2 separate regions of the Mus musculus genome follow, and region 1 is linked to region 2. The links are chromatin loops, found by intact Hi-C in ENCODE. Cell type or tissue: gastrocnemius. All regions are shown on one strand. Links, peaks and the distances in the headings refer to the core of each region. The heading gives the core; the rest is flanking DNA. Region 1 holds the start of Zfp763 (zinc finger protein 763). Region 2 holds the start of Zfp563 (zinc finger protein 563).

Evidence for each region. Peaks named below come from ENCODE experiments on the same cell type or tissue, not always from the same donor. Only the 100,000 strongest peaks of a DNase experiment are listed, where the experiment ranks them.
Region 1: it touches region 2 in a loop (2.3-fold over the local background); 5 of 42 quality-filtered maps call a loop at or near these places.

What each region holds. Positions count from the first base shown.
Region 1 is chr17:33,028,798-33,037,608 of GRCm38, forward strand. It overlaps Zfp763 (zinc finger protein 763), which reads right to left and starts at 4,584. Exons shown (of 4, transcript NM_028543.3): 1 at 4,485-4,584. The coding sequence starts at 4,505. In gastrocnemius, for the core only: a CTCF peak has its summit at 4,404; DNase peaks (open chromatin) are centred at 4,362 and 4,594; H3K4me3 peaks cover 1,554 bases; H3K27ac peaks cover 884 bases.
Region 2 is chr17:33,084,996-33,093,806 of GRCm38, forward strand. It overlaps Zfp563 (zinc finger protein 563), which reads left to right and starts at 4,372. Exons shown (of 4, transcript NM_001024950.2): 1 at 4,372-4,484. The coding sequence starts at 4,482. In gastrocnemius, for the core only: no CTCF peak of the experiment used is centred there; DNase peaks (open chromatin) are centred at 4,501 and 7,563; H3K4me3 peaks cover 2,869 bases; H3K27ac peaks cover 3,048 bases.

The sequences.
Region 1 (8,811 bases), core at 319-8,318, 56 kb before region 2:
CTGTGGGATCCACTAAAATATTTTCTTCCTTCAAGAGGAAAAAATGTCAGGGCACAGTTATAATCAAAAGCAAAAATTAAACTCCAACTGTCCAATGTCTGGGATCCAACTCACAATCTTCTGGGCTCCTCCAAGGGCTTGGGTCACTTCTCCAGCCATGCCCTTTGTAGCACACACCTTGTCTTCTAGGCTCCAGCTGCCTGTACTACACTGCTGCTTCTGTTCTTTGTGGTCATCTCATGGTACTGGCATCTCCAAAATGCTGCTGTCTTCCACTGTAACTAGGCTTCACCAATAGCCTTTCATAGGCTCTCTTCATGGTGCCAAACCCCAACTCCTTTGCATGACCCCTTCAGTCCTGGGCCACCAATTGCAACTGAGGCTGCACCTCACCAATGGCCTTCCATGGCCTCTCACAGTGCCGAGCCTCAGCGTGACCCCTTCATGCCTTCAAAACCAGTACCACCTGGGTAACTCTTACACATTACCAAGTCCAGTCACAGCACAAGGTACAACCTTGGCTAGCTCTCGAACACAGCCTCTGTGCTTTCAGAAAACACTTCCCAGAAGATGTCACCTCAATGATTCTGGTGTCTTCTTAATCACCGCTAATTTCTTAGCTCCAGCTAACCAGCATCAATAGTCCCAGTAATGCAAAGTTTTGCTTTAGTAGTTCTGGTATCTTGTTAATCACAGCTGATTCTTCAGCCCCAGCTAACCAGAACCACAGAATCTTCCAATCAAAATAGCAACGGCCCTGATAAGAGTCTGTAATCTTCCCTCTGAAATTTCACAAGCCAGGCCTCCATCTTCTGCACTGTTCTCAACATTATCTTCCAAGTTCCTACACAACATCCCACAAAGCTCTTGACACCAAATGGATATTCTGGCCCAAAGATCCAAAGTCCTTCTACAGCCCTCCCCCAAACATGGTCAGGTTGTCACAGGAATACTCCACTATGCTGGTACCAATTTGTCTTAGTCAGGGTTTCTATTCCTGCACAAACATCATGACCAAGAAACAAGTTGGGGAGGGAAGGGTTTATTCGGCTTACACTTCCATATTGCTGTTCATCACCAAGGAAGTCAGGACTGGAACTCAAGCAGGTCCAGAAGCAGGAGCTGATGCAGAGGCCATGGAGGGATGTTCTTTACTGGCTTGCTTTCCCCTGGCTTGCTCAGCCTGCTCTCTTATAGAACCCAAGACTGCCAGCCCAGAGATGGTCCCACCCACAAGGGGCATTTCCCCCTTGATCACTAATTGAGAAAATGCCTTACAGTTGGATCTCATGGAGGCCTTTCCTCAACTGAAGCTCCTTTCTCTGTGATAACTCCAGCTGTGTCAAGTTGACACAAAACTAGCCAGTACAGTAAGAATTTGCAAAGACTGTGGAACTTTTAAAGTTATTTAGCCCTCAGTCACATCAGTGTTGAAAGTTCAAAATTCAAAGTCTCTTTTGAGATTCATGTAATCTCTTAACTGTAATCTCCTATAAAATCAAAATCAAAACACAGATTGTATACTTCCAACATATTATGGCACAGGATATACATAATTATTGCAAAACATCATAGCAAGGAAATACTGGACCAAAGCAAGAAAATACCAGCTGGCCAAACTCCAAACTCCATGTCCAATGTCAAAGCACTCTTCATATCTCTAACTTCTTTAATCCTTGTTGATAGTTGTTGACAGATCTGGCATTCAGCAACAACAAAATTCACTATTTGGGGCTGGTTCCACTCCCTATTAGCAGCTTTCCTCAGCAGGTAGGATCTTGTTCTAAAGTAAGCACTCCCTTAATCTGTTTATCTCCTCAAATACAGGATTTAGCTCAATTGTACTTCCTGGTCCCTTTTATTACTTAAACCAAACATTTTGTATTTTTCCTTCCTAAGGTGGCTAATCTTGATTAAAATACTCTCCATGAGAGTACACCAGAGGGCAAAGTCTATGCTGAGCTTTTCTGAGACTTCCTTTGTCAATGCAATTAGTATAAATCAGCAGACTCTTTAAGCAAGGATAAAAGGCAGCAACACTCTTCACTAAAACATCATAAGAACGAACTCCAGAGATTGAATCACCCTCAGCCCAATGTCTTCCATATTCCTGCTAGGATGGCCCATTAAGTCCCACTTAAAGCATTCCATGACTTTGCAAATCCCAAGTCCCCAAATCTACATTCCTCCAAACAAAAACACGGTCAGGTCTATTCCCAGCAACACCCCACTCCTGAATTGAAAATATAATGACTGGAGGATATGAGCAGTACCGTGAAATGCTGTGTTCAGTGCATGGCACGGCTGCTGCATACACGAGTTAACAATAGCTTGTGGTTACCCACACAAATACTGCATGAAATCATGCCAGTAAAATAACTCCAGCAATGGACTTGGGAGTGGCTTCCAAAGCCCCACCATTAACTGAGAGGCAACTGCTGGAATTTCAGGATTTCACTATGATCAGCAATGGCTCATATTTTTAATCCCCTCAACACCATTTCTAAACTCCTTCTCTTATATGTGATTATTTTTCCCATATAAGGAAGACAGTTAGGTCTTCTACTCTAATCACCCCCTTGTACGTGGTGTGCTTGAGCATGCATCCTCACATGGGCACAGGCACATGCGCACTTGCTTGCACACACACTCACACACACACACACACACCTGACATTCGAATGGACAATTGTTAACAAACATTTGTATGTCTTTAATGTGTAACTCTTATTGCAATAAACTATATAACTATATTTTGCTTGATTTCCTTTTTTTTAATTTATTTTTTATACACATAAAAAATATGTGTGTCTGTGTATGGTTGTGTGTTTACAATTTGTGTGCAGGCTCTAGAGGCCAGAGAAGAATGTCAGGAGTTGGATTTACAAGTGTTTGTGAGCTGCCCAACCTGGCTCTGGGAACAGAATCCAGGTTCCCTTGCAAAAGTGGTAAGCATTCTTGACAATTGAGTCATCCGACTCTTGAGATCCTACACTTTCATTTTACTTTGGTATTATTTTCTCTTTGAATTCTATTAGAAAATCAAAAATGCTCTTTTCTAAATACTGTGTCCCAAGACTTTAAAAAAATTCATTGTACAAGTAATTTAAATTTATTTTCAAATAATAGTATAACTATAACCATGTTTCATAACAATGTTACCCTCTCCAAGGTCCTTCTCATTTTAGTATGTAACTGCTCATTATTTTACCTATAATTAGCTAAAATTGTTATTTTACTTATAATTAGCTAAAATTACCTAGTACCTGCTAACGTTCCCATCAATTTGAGCATGAATACAATACAGAGAGAATTTTAAAAAGTAGTCATTTTCTTTGTATTATTTAATACTTTTTATGCATAGCAGGATATAAAATCAATATACAGTAAGCAATGTCATTTCTCTACTCCAATAAAGACTAGAGTGGAAGGGAAAATCAGAAACAAAATACCATTCATGGTAACGGGAAAAGAATTAGAAATAAAGCCCAGTAAAAGGGTAAAAAGACTTCAGCGATGACAACTTCAAATAGTAAAGAAATAGAATACTCAAGTCCACGAAGTGGCAGAAATAATACTGTTCAAATGAATATTCTACTGAAAATACCAACTCCCCCACACCCCTAAAAGAATGTCATCTGGTAAATACTGATCAAATACTCTTAGTCACAATTTCTTCTATTTGGAGAACCGGCCTCCAGCACACAAGCAAACGATGTAGATTGGCAAGCACCTGATCTACTTTACAGGGCTCACAAAAACGAAGTCTAGGAAAGCTTTTTAAAAACCCGAATTTTGGCTTCAGAAATGGTCAGGGGGAAAAAACCCATCATTGTACTTCTCTACTTTCTCTAAGATTGAAAAATTTGGCCTACTCACAGACGGCACAATTAAATACTCTTTAATCTCATCTTTAAAGGGCAGCGCGCGCGCGCACACACACACACACACACACACACACACACACACACACACACACACACACACACAGAGAGAGAGAGAGAGAGAGAGAGAGAGAGAGAGAGAGAGAGAGAGAGAGAGAGAGAGATTAATAAGTTCTCCCGGCCTAGTGTTCAACTGCAGTACTGTGAAGAATATAATTTACAAAGGCGATGAGAGAAAAGAATCGAAAGCAGCAGAGATATGCCTATAAGGCATACGAGCAACTGCTCACACCACCCAAGTCCCCTTACACCACAGTCTGGACTCCGCGTCACCAACCTGCAGTGCTGCAGTGTCTGCGGAGGCGCAGGTTCCAGGTGAGGACTAACCCCATGAAGATAGGGGCCTGGAACGAAGTAGCTTCCCTAGGACAGAACAGAGCGGGCTCCGGTGCCCGGTCGCCTGCTCTGCGCACAATTCCAGTGTCCCGCTCCAAGGCACACTAGGCTGCACAGCACCAAGGGAACGGCAGGCAACAGCGCCACAGACTGCAGTGTCACAAAGCTTTCACTTACGACTCCAGGAGCCCAAGGCATACTCACCATTTCCTCTTTCATATGCATCCAGGTGTTCTTCCTAATAGGCCTAAATACAGGAGATATAGTCCAGCCCCAACACCACCACAGACCTTCTCAACAACACAGGACTCAAACATGGCGGCAAGGGCGGGACCTTCCGAATGTACCGGTTCGTCATTGGACAGTTCATGAATAGCAGTAACAGCATCCCTGATTGAGGAAAGATAGTGACAGCCTTGAGCTTAAATGCCTTAATTAATAACATTCCTCTTTCCCAGTGCAGTTAGAATAGCGGATTCTTTTGTACGCCAGTTTTTTTGTTTGTTTGTTTGTTTGTTTTCCTTTTGTTTTTTAAGTGGACTAAGCCGGTTCCGACCTGTTTTATAACTTTGCCTTTAAGGGGAACAGGCTACTTTATGCACTTTGTTCTTGTGAACTCTGGGGCCCTCTACTGCTTTGATTACAGTGTCCAAGTTTGCCCTGCACATTTTTGATTCAAGTTCTTAATGGGAAGACCCACAGAATCAAAGATCTGTCCAGAGACAGGAACCAGGAGATCCTACTATGCAAACTCATGACTTTGGAATGAGGTAAAAGTGTTGTAAAGCTCTCTCACACGTTATGTTTCAATTTATTGATTTTGTTTGCTTGTTTTTATTGTTGTTTTGAGGCAGAATCTCTGCTATGTAGCTGTGGCTGTCTAAGTACTCACCATATACACCAGGCTTGTCGCGGATTTACAGTAATCCAACTGCCTTTGCTTCCAGAATGCTGGAATTTAAAGGTGTGGGCCACTATGCACTGCTACTCAACCAATCCATTTTTTTAATCAATAAAATTAGAGCAACAACCAATGAATACAATTATTGAATTACAGAAACACGAAGTTACATAGCAGTAATATTCAACATAGAATTCAAGACATATATAGAGTAACTCTTCAATTCAGACAAAAAATTTCCTTGGCTCAAAATCCAGAGGGATGTCTACATCTACAAATATACACATACATCACAACCGTCAACATCACAGTGACAAACAGCCCTTCTGTAGTGCTGAGGTAGAGACAACTAGGAAGTCTGGGAACTCACAGAGGATGCCTTCTATTGCTTCCTGTGGTGGTGGTGGTGGTGGTGGCAACCTCTTTCAACACCTTCATTTAGGTGCTTCTCAGCCATTCGGTATTCCTCAGGTGAGAATTCTTTGTTTAGCTCTGTACCTCAATTTTTAATAGAGTTATTTGATTTTCTGGAGTCCAACTTCTTGAGCTCTTTACATATATTGGACATTAGCCCCCTATCAGATTTAGGATTGGTAAAGATCTTTTCCCATTCTGTTGGTTACCTTTTTGTCTTATTGACAGTGTCTTTTGCCTTACAGAAGCTTTGCAATTTTATGAGGTCCCCTTCCCCCCACCAGACTCAGAAAATCTGGAGGGGAACTAGAAACCAAGAGAGAAATACCCATCCAACAAAGAAATCCAACAAAAGAAATCCAACAAAAGAAATCCAACAAAAGAAATCCAACAAAAGAAATCCAACAAAGAAATCCAGAAGTCAGCACCTGGATCTGTAATTCATCCAAAATCAGATGCCTACACTTAATCATAAAAACACCACCAATAACAGTGAGGCTACAACATGTCTCCACTAAAGTCCAACTATCCTAACCACAGCAGGCCCTGAATATTCAATCCGACATAGCTGAAGCACAATGAAAAGACCATAAAACTGACTGTATGAAGATGATAGATGTTCTTGGGATGAAAATAAATAAATTCTCTAAAGATGGCCAAGAAAACACACACAAATCGTGGAAATAAATAAATTTAACTGTTCAAGACCTGAAAATGAACATAAAAGCAGTAAAGAAAACACAAACTGAGGGAATTCTAGAAATTAAAAAAAATAATGAATTCAAACATGCACTACAGAGGCAAACTTCACTACCAGAATACAAGAGGATGTCAAGTATTAAAGATACAATAAAAAATGAATACATTAGACAAAGAAAATGCTAAATCTAAAAACGTCCTGATACAAAACATTCAGAAAATCTAGGACGGCTATTAAAAAAATCAAACCTAAGAATAATAAAAATAGAGGAAGACGAAGGATCCCACCTCACAGGCCCAGAAAATATTTTCAACAAGACCATCAAAGAAAAATTTTCCTAATATAAAGGACATGCCCATAAACATAGAGAACACCAAACAGACTAGACCAGAAAAGAAAGTCTCCTCACCACATAATAATCAAAACACTAAACATACAGAACAACAACAAAAAGAATATTAAAAGTTGCAAGGACCCTGATATAGCTGTCTCGTGTGAGGCTATGCCAGTGCCTGGCAAATACAGAAGTGGATGCTCACAGTCATCTATTGGATGGAACACAGGGCCCCCAATGGAGGAGCTAGAGAAAGTACCCAAGGAGCTGAAGGGGTCTGCAACCCTATAGGAGGATCAACAATATGAACTAACCAGTACCCCCAGAGCTCGTGTCTCTAGCTGCATATGTAGCAGAAGATGGACTAGTTGGCCATCATTGGGAGGAGAGGCCCTTGTTCTTGCAAAAATTATATGCCCCAGTACAGGGGAATGCCAGGGCCAGGAAGCGTGCGTGGGTGGGTTGGGGAGCAGGGTGGTGGTGGTGAGGGTATAGGGGACTTTCGGGATAGCATTTGAAATGAAAATGAAGAAAATATCTAATAAAATAAAATAAAAGTTGCAAGGGAAAAAGACCAATTATAATATAAAGGTATATATATTAGAATTATACCTGACTTCTCAATGGAGACTCCAAAAACCTGAAGGACCTGGATAGAAGAAAAATTCCAACCTATAAAGATTAACTTACCTATGAAAACACAGAGAATAAAATAACCTCAGACCTGCAAAATCAAAAAAAGGGAAACACACACAGTCTCTGTCTGTATGTCTCTGTTTCTGTCTCTTCTTCTCCACTATCACAACCAAAATAACAAGAATCAACAATGGGTCATTGATATCTCTAAATATTAAGTGTTTCAATCCCCCAATAAAAAGAGACAGACTAACGAAATGGATGCAAAACCAGGATCCACCATCTGCTGTATATAAGAACAACTCCTCAAGATCAAGAATTGACATCACCTCAGGGTAAAGGGGTAGAAAAAGATTTTCCAAGCAAATGAACCTAACAAGCAAGCTGGCGGAGCCATTTTAGTTTCAAATAAAATAGACTTCAAACCTAAAGTAATCAAAAGAGATAGAGAAGGATACTTCATACTACTGGAAGAAAAAAATCCACAAAGATGACATTTCAATTCTTAAAATCTATGTACCAAACACAAGGATACCAAAGTTTGTAAAAGAAATTCTAGTACAGTTTAACACACATATTGTCCCTCACACACTGATAGTGAGAGACTTCAAATACCCAATCTCTCCAATAGACAGGTTATCCAGGCAAAAAATGAATAGAAAAATACTGGAACTAAAAGATCTTATAAAGCAAATGGACCTAACAGATATTTACAGAAATTTTCATCTTAACACAGAAGAATAAATCATCTTCTCTGCATCTCATGAAACTTTCTCCAAAACTGAATACTTGGACACAAGGCAAGTCTCAACGAATACAAGAAAACTGAGATAACTCCATGCTTTTCTTCAGACCACAAATTAAAGCTGGATATCAACAACGACAAAACAACAGAAAGCTCACAAACTAATGGAAACTGAACAACTCTCTACTAAAAGAGAATGGGTCAAGACAGAAATAAGGAAAGAAATTAAAGACTTTGTAGAATTCAATGAAAACGAATGAACAGCATACCCAAACTTATGGGACATAATGAAAACACTTATAAGAGGCAAGTTCATAGCATAGCATCAAGTGCCCACATTTTTTTTTTAAATGATAACTGGAGAGAACTTATACTATCAACTTAATCCACATGAAATCTCTAGAACAAAAAGAATTAATCACATCAAGAGTAGAATGCAAGAAATAATCAACTCAGGCATAAAATCAATAAAATAGAAACAAAGAGAACAATAAAGGTTCAATGAAACAAAGAGTTGGTTCTTTGAGAAAATCAGCAAGACAGACAAACACATATGCAGACTTATTAAAAGACAGAGATAGAATATACAAATTAGAGAAATAAGAAATGAAAGGGGAGCAGGGCGTGGTGGCGCACGCCTTTAATCCCAGCACTTGGGAGGCAGGGGCAGGCGAATTTCTGAGTTTGAGGCCAGCCTGGTCTACAAAGTGAGTTTCAGGACAGCCAGGGATACACAGAGAAACCCTGTCTCGAAAAACCAAAAAAAAAAAAAAAAAAAAAAAAAAAAAAGAAAAGAAATGA
Region 2 (8,811 bases), core at 358-8,357:
TATTTCCTGTCTAATGTATTTGTTCCACAGCATTTTAACAAGAAAAACTCCCAACAAAGATTGCTAGAAATCCATGATCAGCCTTGTCCCAGTTAAGAGTATTAATACACTTCTCAGTATGGTTGTACTATTTTTTGAATTTCCTCTGTAGGTCTAACCAGGAAAATAGGAGTCTAGGAAGAGACAGCATCAGTTATAGTGACTTATTTGAAGTAAAAGGATAGGGTGTAGGGAGAGATTTCAGAAGCATCAAGATTATCATGAGAGAGCTGGAGAGAAGATTCAGTGGCTAAGAGCACTGTTCTTGCAGAGGATTGAAGTTCAGGTCCAGCACCCACTTGAGCGCTAGGCACATATGTGGTATATTTGCATACATGCAGGCAAAAACACACAAATCTAGTTTTTAAGATTAAGACAAGAATCTGGTAATCTTTCTGGCTGCTAGCTATATGCAATAAAACTGCCTGTGTACCAAATGCATATGTAGGAGATTCATAAAAGGATTGTCTCCAACTCAATCTCTTGGAACTTGGACCTAGGTCTCACTGGCACATTTCCAACTTCATTTGCATTTCTACTTGAATAAACTGTCTTCTGTATTATCCAGGGGTCTCAGTCCAAATCATTGCTTGGAGACAAGAACCTAGAAATTACTGTGAGTACACTCTATAAAATCAGAATTGCAAACATAACAACCAGCTAGGTCAAATAAGAATGCCTTCAGATTTCTTCCTTAGTAACAGCATCCATTATAGCATGTATTCCTTCCTTTCTTGAACACTTGAAAATAGTTATCAAGTTTCCACAAGAGCCTTTAAGTCATCCTCTTGTGTCCAGGGGTTTATGGTGTTTGGCAGCGAAGAGGACTGAAAACTCTCTCCTGTACAACAGGATATCTAGTCAAGGCAAACAAGCATGTGAATTGGCCACAAACCGTTAGGCCCACCACACCTTAGATTGACATAGCTGCCCTAGAGAGTTTGTAACTTTAAACTGGGAGGACTGAACAGATTGACAATCCCAGTCAAACCTGGGAAATGTGCAGGGCCAAGATTCCTCCCCTCTTAGACTCATGCTTCAAGGACACATTGACTTATACATGCCACATGGCCAGAGACGATGGTGTCCATTAGGACTGGCTGTGATGGTCCTAGTAAAAACAACTATGCGGCGGGCGTGGTGGCACACGCCTTTAGTCCCAGCACTCGGGAGGCAGAGGCAGGCAGATTTCTGAGTTCGAGGCCAGGCTGGTCTACAAAGTGAGTTCCAGGACAGCCAGGGCTATACAGAGAAACCCTGACTCGATAAACCAAAAAAAAAAAAAAATGCTTACATGGTTACTCAGGGGACCCAATGCTGTATCCCACCTTTTGCACTCTGCTCTAATTTTTTTTACCAACCTCCACACCCCCCCCTCTCTTTTTCACCTACTAGCTCTGCTGGGACTACAGGGAGAGAATGGTCGATTTAGACAGGGCTCTGATACCAGCCGGCACTGTGGCAGCTTTTCCCTAAGTTCTCCTCTGTGACCTGCCTGGAACACCCTCAGGAACCCACTCCAGTTCCAGGAATAAAGGAGGCTTGATGTCATTGCACTTTCCTGCCATTTTCAAACACTGCTTGTGTCCAGTTTTACAATTTGATCATCAGGACAAAACCCCAGCGTGGAAAGGGTTTTGAAGTTTAGAACCCATCTCTGTGAGATGCAAGCAGCAACACAGCAATATGGAAAGGGAAGATAAACCAAATGTTCTCTGAAAGCTAAATACCTGAACCCATCTCTGGGTAATGATGTGAGTCTGGGTGGGATAATAGGTTCTTTCCCACTGTGGTTCCCTCAGAGCCACTAGTGAACCTGGCTCTCTACTTTTCTGCTGTTCTTTACTTCTTCTATGCCCTTACTGCTATCAAATTCTTCTGTCTATTTGATGTAGACAAGACATTCCCTTGAGCATGAGGCCCAAAGAATACCACTACCTACCCAGTTGTACTTTTAATGGTAGTATCAAACAGACAAATCCTGGACCATTGTCACAGTGGATAAAACAAACAGGTGGGCAAGGTGGTGCATATCTATTCCCAGGATTTAGGAAGCAGAGGCAGGTGGTTCTCTGAGTTTGAGGCAAGCTGTTCCACAAAGGAACTCCCAGGACAGCCAAGGATACATAATAAGAGAGGAAAGGAAACAAAGATGCTAATCTTGGCATTCAACTCTCCTCACCCTCTCAGGTTCCGGATGCTGGAGAGGTTCTGGTCACAGATGGTGGAGAAAAGTCCACTAAAGTCTTTGTCTTGGAGAGGGAGACCAGTCAGGAATTTATTCACCTTAAATGTTTAAGTGAAAAATCTATTAATTTATCTAAAGCCTCGTTCCCTTGTCTGTCTGCCAGCCAAGGAGCTATCCAACTCCTAGTTCCAAAGCATCAGTGATGTCCTTAGGTCTTGAGTCAGGAATGCTGGAAGGGAATCTGGTTTCTTACCTTCCCCTAAGTGAGCCCCCTACTTTGAAGAGTATATGTAAGGGTGAAAATGAAAACTCCCACCCGGATGTCATTAACCTCTTGTGGTGAACAGCTTTGGACTTTACAGATCTAAATGCTCAACACATCCAATTTCAGCCCATTTCCTAAATAATATTAGGGCTACTGTTTAGAACTGGACAGCAGCAATAAAGGACTACTAGGAAAAAAAAAAAAAAACCTAGTTCCTCTGGTCAATGAAATAAAATCTCTGGCCTAACATTCCAAGCTATCTAAAATATAAAAGTTAATTCACTTGGGCCTGTCAATAACCTGACCAGGGGACCATACCTCTGAAAGTTAGGAACATTCCTAGGAAGGTGGGCTCACCTTAAGTTGTGCTAAAGACGTATGCAGAAAATTATCCCTTTAACAAGATGCTGTTTTTCCTAACCGAATTCCTACTCCCTAGTGTAGACCATATCAGCCTCTCTGAGGTTCAGATGGGTCAGCTCACCTTTCTGACCCATGAACTGAGACAGATATAACTTTTTTTAAAAAAATTTCAGATAGTGGTCATAACCTACTAAATACGTGTTTGTTACCATCTTGATAGGGTTTGTTTTCTCTGCCACTTAAAGAATTAAGAGTAAAAAAAAAAAAAAAAAAAAATCTCAGCGCAACAGGTAGCAACAGGGGAAATCTCAGACCCTGCAGGCAGAATCAACTAAAGAACAGCTCTTCCTAGTAGTAAAGAAACAAATGTACAAGAAGGTGGGGGTGGGGTGGGGGGTGGGGACACAGAAAGGCAGAGATCCGGAAACTTTGAAGAGTCTTTCTAACTTAGGGATGTTCAGTTTGAACAAAGACAGGAAAACTGATAGGCCCATCTTTTGGGGTAAATATATCTATTCCATGTTGCTGAACTTGCAGTGCCTGTTCCCAGGCAATGGTCCCTATCCCAGCAGATGCAGTGACTTACAACTTTGCTTCCCTGGGATTTTTTCTTTAAAATTTGAATAAAAATGCTTTAATTGGCAGAGCAAACGAACTGATTCCTGTGTCCCTAGAGAACCTTATGACTGCTACTATGTAACCGCACTTTTCATATTCATAACTGTTTTCTCTTGGTATATTCTCTTGGTATATTTCTCTTTTCTTGGCTGAAAAATGTATGGACTGAGTGAAAAGGAAGGGGAAAGCTTTTGCTATCATGCAGACTACATCATCTCAAGTTTCTCATGGGTGACATTAGACCAGTGGACCTGCCCTGGCTGGGTATCCCTTTATCTCTGTGGCAGGCCTAGGTACCCTTTCTCTAAGGTTCTGTCCATGGTACACTAACTAAATCTGACTTTAAATAAGCAGACTCCAGACTTAGTTTCCAGGGGGAAGTGGGAAAGCTCTTCTTTGGAAAAACCAAGTCTAAATTCTTTTTAAATGCAGTTATCAAGATGAGCGGATGCGGGGCGTGGTGGTGCACACCTTTAATCCTAGCACTTGGTAGACAGAGGCAGGCAGATTTCTGAGTTCGAGGCCAGTCTGGTCTACAAAGTGAGTTCCAGGACAGCCAGGGCTATACAGAGAAACCCTGTCTCGAAAAACAAAACAAAACAAAAAACAAAAAAAAAAAAGAAAAAAAAAAAGAAAAAAGAGTGGATTTCTGCCCGGGCCATGAGAGCTTTGGCTGCAATATGGCATGTGTGCCCCACTTATTAAATTAAGAGTTTACCACCAAGCTCTAATGTGTGTGTGTGTGGGGGGGGGGGGGGTGGGGGGGTTGGGGGGGGGGTGTCTGATCGCTTATCCAATTAGTACCACGGAGCACAGCACGAGCTATCCAATCAGAAGCGCCGATTGGTGAAGCGGACGTTCCTCACCGGCCTTCTCTTACTTGCCAGACTATTGTGGTGATAGAGTTCTGCCAGCTGAGGGAGTCACAGGTATCCGTTCAGGGTCCGTGTTGTGTGGCTGCCAACACCAGGATCATTCCTAAGGCCCCAGCAAGCCTTGGGCTCAGCTATGGTAAGTGTCCTTACGGCCAGCTGTCCAATCAGGAACGCCGGCAGAAAGCGGATATGCCTCACCCGCCATCTTTCTTCCTGGCACGGTCTGGTCAGCTGAGAGGGCAGCGGGTACGGTTAAGCCTCTTTGGCTCCGGGACAGCTGACCTCTGGAGCCTTCTTGAAACTACAAGAGGGCCCGGGAGCAGACGAGGCGAACGTCGGGGCAATGTAAGGGGCGCCGGGTGTTCCCCGGGTAGATGCCTCAGTCCTACATCCTCAGTCCTACATTGCTTTGGGTGCTGCGGGACTCAGGGTTTCTCTGCACTCTAGGTGGCAGGACCCCGGCGGGCAGCCCCATCTCTTGCAGAATCCTGTACTTCTGTCTCCTCAGCGAGACGCCTCCTGTAAAGTACAGGTAGATGGGCATGTTAACACATGACCACTACACCAGCCCATACGACATGATGACGAATTGAAGGCCAGTTAGGACATAGACCCTGTCTCAAAGAGGAAAAAAAAAAAGTAACTTGAAAATATGGTTTATTTACTTCACAAGTCCAGGTTACAGTCTATCGTCTATCGCTGCAGAAAAGAACTCTGCCCAACCATTCTAAAATATAATAAAGTATGCTTTGAGGAGAATAGCAAGTGATGACTAAGCCACCTTACCTGTAGAATGGGCTAGAAGGAAGCCTGGTGATATCCACGAAAGATGTGGGAAAATGACCTGAAAGGCAGTTTGCAGAGCTTCAAAGCTTTCCTTCCTGTATTTGCAAAAGCATGGGTTATTTTGTTCATGTTGTTTATGGTGATATATTTTTGTTTGTTTTATTTTAAGACAAAAAATCTCATTATGTAGCCCAGGCTGGACACAAAGTAACAGTCCTTCCTCAGCCTCCTAAGTGATAAGGTTATAGGAATACATCAACATGCCGTGCCCTTGATACAGAAGAATTTAATGTAGGGGAGGCAGATCAGGGTACTAAATAACCTTGAGGCTGACTAAGGCCACAGTAAATCTCTTTTCACCCTGTTGTGCTTAAATGAGTCAGTGTTTCCCTTCTGCCTACTGATGAGACGACAGAAAGAAATCTCAGTATACGGTTCTAATACTCCAGGTCCACAGAATAGAAAGAAGAGTAGATTTTTCCCCCCTGTATATTCCAAGAAATCTCTCCAGCACTCCTAAAGCCAAGGCAAAATTGTATGGTAGGAGCAGAGGTATCACAGACCCCACAAAGCAGAAAAAGCCCAGGGAAATTGAGGGAGTGAGGCTGCTGCAGTCTTTAACAGTAAAGTCCATGGAAGAAGGGTTACCCTTAAGACCTCACAGATAAAGAGTCACCTGCATACAGGATAGCTCTGTGGCAGTCACAAGGACAGTTGCTCAATACATGACAACTAAAGTATTTGCTTCATCTCCCAGAGGGTTTTAGACAACTCTACCCAAGTTTTGTGAGCTTTGAGCATGGCTAGTATCTTCTGGTCAAACTACTTACTTTCGGTATAGATTCTGGAGTTTCAGTTTAACAGGTGTTTGAAAACATTAAATGAAGTCTTCTAGACGTAAATATTTGTAACTTTAAATTGTGGGTAGATCTGAGTAACATCATGACATATGCAGCTCTGCTAGTGCATCATTCACCTCATATAATCTCATCATATAGCAGCTATGTGACTTCACATCAGCCCACGAAGAAAGGTGAGTGTGGTGCACCATGGCATTGAGACAGAAACTGACTCATTATATATTGCGATTATAGTTCGAGTTCACCATTATATGTTGTTGTAAATACCTTCTTGTGTCTAGTTAGCAAATTAACATTTCTCACATGTCTGTATAGGGAAAACCATAGTGGTTAGGCTAACTACTTGCCACTATTTTAGTCTTCCACTACAGGTCTTGAAACATACCTCCTTCAGATACTGATGAGTTCTGCGCTTCTTTTCTTCCTTTTTATACACACTTGTGGACATGTATTTTGATCTTTCCCACCTGCTGTTGTACTTGGTTACCCCACCCCCTTCTGCAGAACCTGCTCTCACCTCAGCTCCCCTCCTGCCGTCACTGCTTTGTTCATTTGTGACCTTAGGATGCTAATCATGGTTACCTTAGTGAACGTGGCTGAGAGTTATTTACTGAAGCATGGCCAGTTTATCAGTGGCTACACTTCTGAAAACACTGACTCTTCTCCAGCAAGCCATTGACCTCTAAATAGTTCCTCAGGAACAGTGGGGCCTGACAACGGGATGTTGGGGAGGCCCCATTGTGCAGGCAACTATAGCTGCTTGGAGTTCACAAGCTCAACAGCTGTATCATGTCCAGAACACAGCACTCACAACATTGCTTCCCATCCTCCAATGTTTGTATTTTCTCTTTTCTTCTTTTATGATGTTCTCCATGCCTTGGATTGGGTGACAGGGGCAAGTATTCAAGAGTTACTTATATTCAGGACTTGGACTGTTTATGAATTTCTGTATTAAACATCACCCACTGCACAGAGAAACCTCTTTGGCCAGCACTAATCTTCTTGACAGCAGCACTAATCTATCAGTATAAACATTAATATTTATAAGACAGCTTGACATCGGGTCCATAGAGCAAAACAACGATAGGTTAGGGCCTATGACCTTTCCACCCAAGGGCTTTGGAGTTCCCTTCTGGAGGGAGGGCCTCAAATACAATCAGATAATTGTTCGTCACCACCATAACTTCCATGCCACTTTTATACCAACCGGCTGATTGATATTGCGGATTACAGGGTTCACAGCTGGCTAGGACACTTTCATCTCTGCTGCAAGGTTCTGGCTTGATTTTTCTGTTTCCTGCAATCAAAGGGTGTGTTGTTTTCAGCAATAGAGTCCAGCCATTTAGTTCTTGTGGTCAAGAAGAAACAGGCCCCAGGCTAGCTAGAAGCCTTGGAAGCAGGTATAAGATGTGGGAACTATCAGTTCAGGAACATGGATGGGCGGGGCGGAAGTTCTTTGCCCGCCATCTTTCTTACTGGCGCGCCATACTAGTGCAGCGATCCTGTCAGCTGAGAAAGTCTTGGGGGCTCAGGCACCGTGGCCAGAAGACCTTCGACCTCAGGAGCGGGGGTGAGGCTGCAGGAGGCTCCGGACACAGACATGGTGAGCTTGAGTCGGGTGTGTGAAGTGGGCGGACCTCCCGTAAGTCAACATCTGAGGCTGACACCGCCCCCTCCCCCGGGTGCTGGTGGGGCTTGAGAGAATCCTTCTGCTCCCTGGGCTGTGGGACTCCATCGCTCTTTCACCCGGTTTCCTGTCGGCAGCTCCGCCCTCGCTATGCCAGGTCCCCTCACGTTGTGGTGATCCTGTGGGGCTTTCGCCTTTAATGTAGGACTGTGGACTGGAGCTGCTGTGGGGTTAGGTTTGCGTCTCTGCTTTCTGCGGCAGTTGTTTTCCTGGGAACCTTTCAAATTATTGAGGAGGCTCGTCTGCAGCTTACGGCTGCAGTCTAGTGATGTATAGAGTGGAAAAGAAATCTTAATGTATCCAGGCGCCTCCTCACACTGCCCAACTCATTAGAAAGAATCCATATGTAACTGAGCTGTGTGAGGAGGACAAGTGTGCTTCGCTCTGACGTCTTTGTTACTGTCCTTTGACAGGTCATTCATTCATGATGATTTTAAGATTGCATACTAATTGGAGGAAGACTTGAATGCGAAAAGCATTGCAATAGCGATAAGCCCCAACTCTTAAGGCCTTCATGCAGTCCAGGAATTAGGCAGAAAAGGGCCTAACACTTATATATTCCACCCCAAGTAACTAGTGTAGAGAAAGAAAACAAAAGGGAGGGGACTTTGGCCTGAAGGCATCCTGATCTTTGGGTGACTATAACGGAAAGATTGTGTGCTGATTTTACTGCGAGCGGGTCAGAGACGGCAGGTGTGAAAGGAGCAGCATATTGGAGGAAGAACAGACCATTCAGAAGTTCGCTTAGTATTTTTTCACTGTTCGATTCAGCCATACAGTTTTGGGACTTAATGGGCATTTGGATTTTTTTTTCTTTTTTATAATTTTATTTTATATGTATGGGTAGTTTCCCTGTGCGCATGTGTGTGCACTGCATGCATACCTGGTGACCTCAGAGACCAGAAGATCCTCTTTCTTCTGGGATTGGAGTTACAGATGGCTATGAGCTAGCTGCCTTGTGGGTGCTGGGAGTCAAACTTAGTTCCTCTGGAAGATCAGCCGGTGCTCTTAACCACTGACCCATCTCTCCAGCCTGTGGCAAATGGGCATTTATCAAGTTTGTGTCTGGGTTGGTCATAGATTTAAAGGGACAGGCCTGGAAGTAACATCATCTAAGGGTAAGGGTGAAA